2 separate regions of the Homo sapiens genome follow, and region 1 is linked to region 2. Evidence: read pairs that join two places in POLR2A ChIA-PET (ENCODE). Cell type or tissue: OCI-LY7. All regions are shown on one strand. Links, peaks and the distances in the headings refer to the core of each region. The heading gives the core; the rest is flanking DNA.

The links. ChIA-PET counts read pairs that join two places held together with the same protein. Peaks named below come from ENCODE experiments on the same cell type or tissue, not always from the same donor. Only the 100,000 strongest peaks of a DNase experiment are listed, where the experiment ranks them.
Region 1: POLR2A ChIA-PET joins it to region 2 with 5 read pairs; 7 of 35 experiments call an interaction of 5 or more read pairs at or near these places.

The regions. Positions count from the first base shown.
Region 1 is chr12:25,083,665-25,086,487 of GRCh38, reverse strand. All of the region lies in intron 10 of IRAG2 (inositol 1,4,5-triphosphate receptor associated 2), which reads right to left. Among named protein-coding and RNA genes, the nearest start is that of IRAG2, 32 kb to the right of the region's middle. In OCI-LY7, for the core only: no CTCF peak of the experiment used is centred there; no DNase peak of the experiment used is centred there.
Region 2 is chr12:25,013,857-25,016,679 of GRCh38, reverse strand. It overlaps a transcript of IRAG2 not described here. Among named protein-coding and RNA genes, the nearest start is that of LINC02909, 18 kb to the right of the region's middle. In OCI-LY7, for the core only: no CTCF peak of the experiment used is centred there; no DNase peak of the experiment used is centred there; H3K27ac peaks cover 718 bases.

The sequences.
Region 1 (2,823 bases), core at 184-2,683, 70 kb before region 2:
TGAGTTTATGAATATGGGTATGCAGCCGTATATAAAATCTCCTTACCGACTATCAATGTCTCAGATCAGCCTGAAATTTGACTTGTCTCAAACTGATCTTATTTTACCCCACAAATTCTACTCTCCTTCCTCCTTCCCTACTGTCATGTTATTCTATTCATTCGGTAGGTTAAGCCATAAGCCTGGGTATCTACCGTTTCCCATACCCGTGACATGTCATCATCCTCTGTGAATTCTACCCCTAAATATTTCTCAAATTTATCTCCTTTTCTCCACCTTCACTAAATTCATACTACCTTCATCTCATCTGAATTATTGCCATAGTATCCTAACCAGTCCCACAACTTCCAATGGCAAATTGATCCATTATTTTAAAAAGTGTCTTTATGTCTATATTTTTTTTGAGATGAGAAGGAATTTTATTCTCTCAGAAGATTCTACTATGAAAGAGTAAAGGACTTGAGTTTTCTTCTGTTCATTTTTTACTAGGAGCAACCATTTTCAGCATATGTGCTAGCCAACACTATATCCTACCTATACAGCTGGCCCTCTGTATTTGTGGGTTTGCATCTATGGATTTAACTAAAAAAAATGTAGTTAGGCCTACAATGGTTGTATCTGTACTGAACACACGCAGATTTCCTTTCTTGTCATTATAACTATTTACATAGCATTTATACTGTATTAGGTATCATAAGCAGTCTAGAGATGATTTAAAGTATATAAGAGGATGTGTTAGTGATATGGGAGGTGGGCAGGGAAGTGCTGGATAGAGAAAGGCGGGGTCCCCAGTGAGGGCTCCACCCTCAGGCCTGTGCCTGCAGACCTAAGTGAGAACAGGCACTCCTGTTTTTGTGTCTGAATGTTGTATTTTCCAAGACCACTCTGGCCTACCATGCCCCTCATCCTGTGCCAACATAAACCCGAGACCTTAGTGGGCACACAACACAAGCAGCTGAAGTGAGCACACAACACTGGCAGACCAGCAGACTGGCAGACTGACAATAGTGGAATGACATGGCAGAGAAAGAGAGAAGAGGGGGGATGTCTGGATGCCAAGGGGAGTTTAGCCTGGGGCAGTTGGAGAAGAGTATGGCCTCTGGGCAGCCTGACTCCAGGGGAATACCCCCTTCCCATTCCATACCACCTTCCCACTCCATCCCCCCTTCTGGCTCCGCATCCATCTTACTGAGAGCCACCTCCACCACTCAGTAAAACCTTGCACTCATCCTTCCAGCTCACGTGTGATCTGATTCTTTTGGGACACTGAGCGACAGCTCAGGATACAGAAAGCTGTCACACTGGCCCTCTGCCCTTGTGATAAGGCTGAGGGTCCATTGAGCTAATTAACACACAAGCTGTCTGCAGATGGCAAATCTGAAAGAGCTTTGTAACACACACTCACTTGGACTTTGGGAATCACAGACACTGACCCCTAGATGCTGCCAGGGGGCAGAGCCCAAAAGCGCTTGCCCTGGCCTCTGCAGCTGCTGGTCTGCATGTTCCCCCTAGGGGCTTGAACTATGGGGTGACTAAGCAGGTGAGACACACCACTGCTGCATGTCCTGCAAGGGGAATCAGGGAACTCTCCCGTTTCATTAGGTTATATGCAAATACTATGCAATTTTTATATAAGAGACTTGAGCATTCTCTGATTTTGGTATCTGTGGGGTTCTTGGAATCAATCGCCTCTGGATAACAAAGGAAACGAATGACATCATGTCATTGTTCCAAATCACAAATCCAATCATTTCACTATCTTTAGAATGAAATGCTGAAAAATTTTCATCTACTTTTTTGCCCCAAGTCTGTGCCATGGCCTCCTCTTAACTTGAGTTAGCTTGCATGGGTCTCTGTTTCTTGCAACCAAATGCTTAACTAGAACAATGCTTGTATATTGAGAAGAAAAAAACAATAATACACACACACACACACACACACACACACCCCTCCATGCATACAACATAGCAAGACATAAGCAAGACATAAGCAAGACCCTTGAAGAATCATGAAATTAGACCTGTAGTTACTCTTTAATGATTATTAATTCATAGAAGTGGAAATGAGTCTTCTCTCTCTCTCTCTTTTTTTTCTTTTTGAGACAGGGTCTTGCTCTGTTGCTCAGGTTGGAGTGCAGTGGCATGCTCATTGCTCACTGCAGCCTCAAACTCCTGGGCTCAAGTGATCTGTCTGCCTTGCCCTCCTATATAACTGAGACAACAGTCAAGCACCACCATACCCGGCAGATTTGTTTTTATATTTTGTAGAAACAGGGTCTCCCTATGTTATCCAGGCTGGCCTTAAACTCTTAGGCTCAAGCAATCCTTCCACCTCGATCTCTCAAAGTGCTGGGATTACAGGCATGAGCCACCACTCTGGGCCTAATGAATTTTCTCTTTAAGGAAGGAATTTAACTCTTTTCTCTAATCATTTCCAGCTCTCCTTATGTTTATAGAGCTTTACCATGCAACTGTAAAACTTTCAATGCCATTAACATGGTACTTCCTCCGTGACATGTTTTCTGGCCTGCCATCTCAAGCATTTTTTCTTTCAAAGCACTAAGCACACTCTAATTATTCAGTGATTATCTGTTTCTTCACCTGATTAGAACATATCGTTAGGATAGATACCACCGTTTTATTCAACTTCATTTATTAATGCATTCATTTATTTAAGCAGTCCTCTACTGAGAAATATTTAGCTTGTTTCCAATTGACTTTTGATGAATAAATGAGTGAGCAAATGAATGAATGAACAATAAATTAAGGTGGAGCTAGGAGATCCTAGTTCTGATCCTGTTGTGTGACTTTAGACAAGTCACAA
Region 2 (2,823 bases), core at 300-2,799:
GCAATTCTCCTGCCTCAGCCTCCAGAGTAGCTGGGACTACAGGCATGCACCACCATGCCCAGCTAATTTTTGTACTTTTAGTAGAGATGGGGTTTCACCATGTTGGCCAGGCTGGTCTTGAACTCCTGATCTCAAGTGATCTGCCCGCTTCAGCCTCCCAAAGTGCTGGGATTACAGGCATGAGCCTCTGTGCCCAGCCTATATTCTTTCAGCGAAGGGATCTCGGCAGGTTTACCTAGGAAACAGTTCCTAGAGTCTTATCATTGTAGTCTGAAGCTCACAATTCAGTACTCATCTTTCCTAATGTTTTGTATAACTTGTCAATGTTTATGAGCATCATTTGCCATGATATCAGTTCACAAATCCTTTAAGATTCTGGACTGTGTGTTTCATGGAGCCCCAGGTCTCTTTTTCTTTTTTGCTATCTTATCCCGGGGCTCAGGTTGAGAACATAGTTCCCACTCCACTTTTCTTTTTTTTTTTTGAGATGGAGTCTCGCTCTGTCGCCCAGGCTAGAGCACAATGGCACGATATCAGCTCACTGCAATCTCCACCTTCCGGGTTCAAGCCATTCTCGTGTCTCAGCCTCCCAAGTAGCTGGGATTATGGGCACGTGCCACCATGCCCGGCTAATTTTTGTATTTTTGGTAGAGACAGCATTTCACCATGTGGGCCAGGCTGGTCTCAAACTTCTGACTTCAAGTGATCCATCCGCCTCGGCCTCCCCAAGTGCTGGGATTACAGGCGTGAGGCACCGCGCCCAGCCCACACCACTTTTCTTTACGGATAAACCTGAAGTGGCAAAGATAAAATAAAGCAGAGGCAGAATCACTCTCCTTAATACCCAAAACTTACACATGTCGTGGAAAACAGCTTTTCTCATTCATGCCTAAAAGATTCTACTAAAGAAGTGCTTTAAAATAATTTCCAAAAGAGTGTAAGGTCAATATCATAACCCTACTTCAGGTGGAACTTTTCCCTACAGAAAGCACAGGAAATTAATGAGGGAGAAGGGTTTCATGAGAGAGCAAGTGATTTTGGATTACTAGTCATACGAGAATTTGTGTTCCTAGTGAAACTGTTTCTAATGCAGGCATTATTAGAATCAGTGAAGAATTTAAAATCAGTTATGCTAGCTCTACTGCAAAAAAAGAGCAAAGTGACTTCATTGTAACTGAAATACGTAGATTTATGAAATAAACAAGAAAAATGAAGTTGAAACACTTGCGAAAGCAGAGTAAGAAGGCTTACAAGACTCCTTTAGATGTTTCTCCTCCCAAAGCCTCGAAGCTCCCCAATGTAGAATCTGTTATATCTGTGCTCATCTTCACTGAAACACATACAAGAGTTTTATGAAAAAAAATCATTTTCTACAAACCGTAAGAAAACAGAACAATCCTGAAGAAACACATACATACTTGTTCCATCTGATTTTATGCCATCCTGTTCACAAACAGAATCATCGATGATGCTGCTTAATCTATGATTCACTCCTTCCCTGTAGCCAAAAAAAAAAAAAAAAAACAAAACCAGTGAGCTAGGATTCTTTGCCTGACCAAGTTTTGTCTTTTTTTTTTTTTTTTTTTTTTTTCAGATTTATGCTCTGTACTTTCCTTTTTAGGTAATTCCTTCTGAGTTAAAAAAATATATATTCATTCAACAACTATTTGGAGCTCAATACTATGCTAGGTACTTAGAGTGATAGAAAATAGTCTGTGTTCCTAGTGAAACTGTTTCTAATGTAGGTGGTACATTAGGCATTACCTCCACCATCCATACACTTTTACCTAATATGAAAAAGAAAACTCACAGGCAGCGTATGATTAGGAGATGTGGGGTCTCGGTGGATTAGGAAATAGACATAGGTTGGACTGGTAAGTGGAGACTTGTGGAGGTTGCAAGATCATGGGGCTTAAGAGATTGAGAAGGAAATACACGAACAATGAATACTTTGGGATACATTGACAGGGATACATTTTCCCTTTCTCATGGAGAATCAAATAGAACCTCGACTAATTTTACTTTGGGCATTTTACTTCTGGAATCTGGGAAACCCTCTGTACAGGCTGTGTAGCACACACACTCTAGCTTGAACTGCAAAATAAACATATTAACATTTCAACCATTTCCTTTCAGAGTCCTATATTATAATTTAAGTTTTGTTACTTAACCTAAGCACCAAATCCTCAAGCTTCTCTCTGGAATAGCCACAAAATTCAACAAATATATGTTTACATCTCATTGTTTGTCATTGTGAGATGTCTGTCACAAGTTGGGGGAATGAAAGAACTCACACAGAGTTCTGACTATTCTCGTGTTCACACCTATCCCCATTTCTGAGTTTCTGCTCTTATCTTCTGTATTTCTAGCGCCCATGATTTTTCCTTTACACTTGTTATAAAAATGTTTTTTCTTTTGTCTTCATGCTGTTTTATAATTATTAATATTTTTATTATACAAACATATATTTTGGAAATATTAAATTCTTAAGAAAACAAAAAATTAGGCCGGGCCTGGTGGCTCACGCCTGTAATCCCAGCACTTTGGGAGGCAGAGGAGGGCAGATCACGAGGTCAGGAGATCGAGACCATCCTGGCTAACACGGTGAAACCCCGTCTCTACTAAAAAATATAAAAAATTAGCTGGGCATGGTGGCAGGAGCCTGTAGTCCCAGCTACTCGGGAGGCTGAGGCAGGAGAATGGCATGAACCCTGGAGGCGGAGCTTGCAGTGAGCCGAGATTGCGCCACTGCACTCCAGCCTGGGCAACAGAGCGAGACTCTGTCTCAAAAAAAAAAAAAAAAAAAAAAAAAAGAAAAAGAAA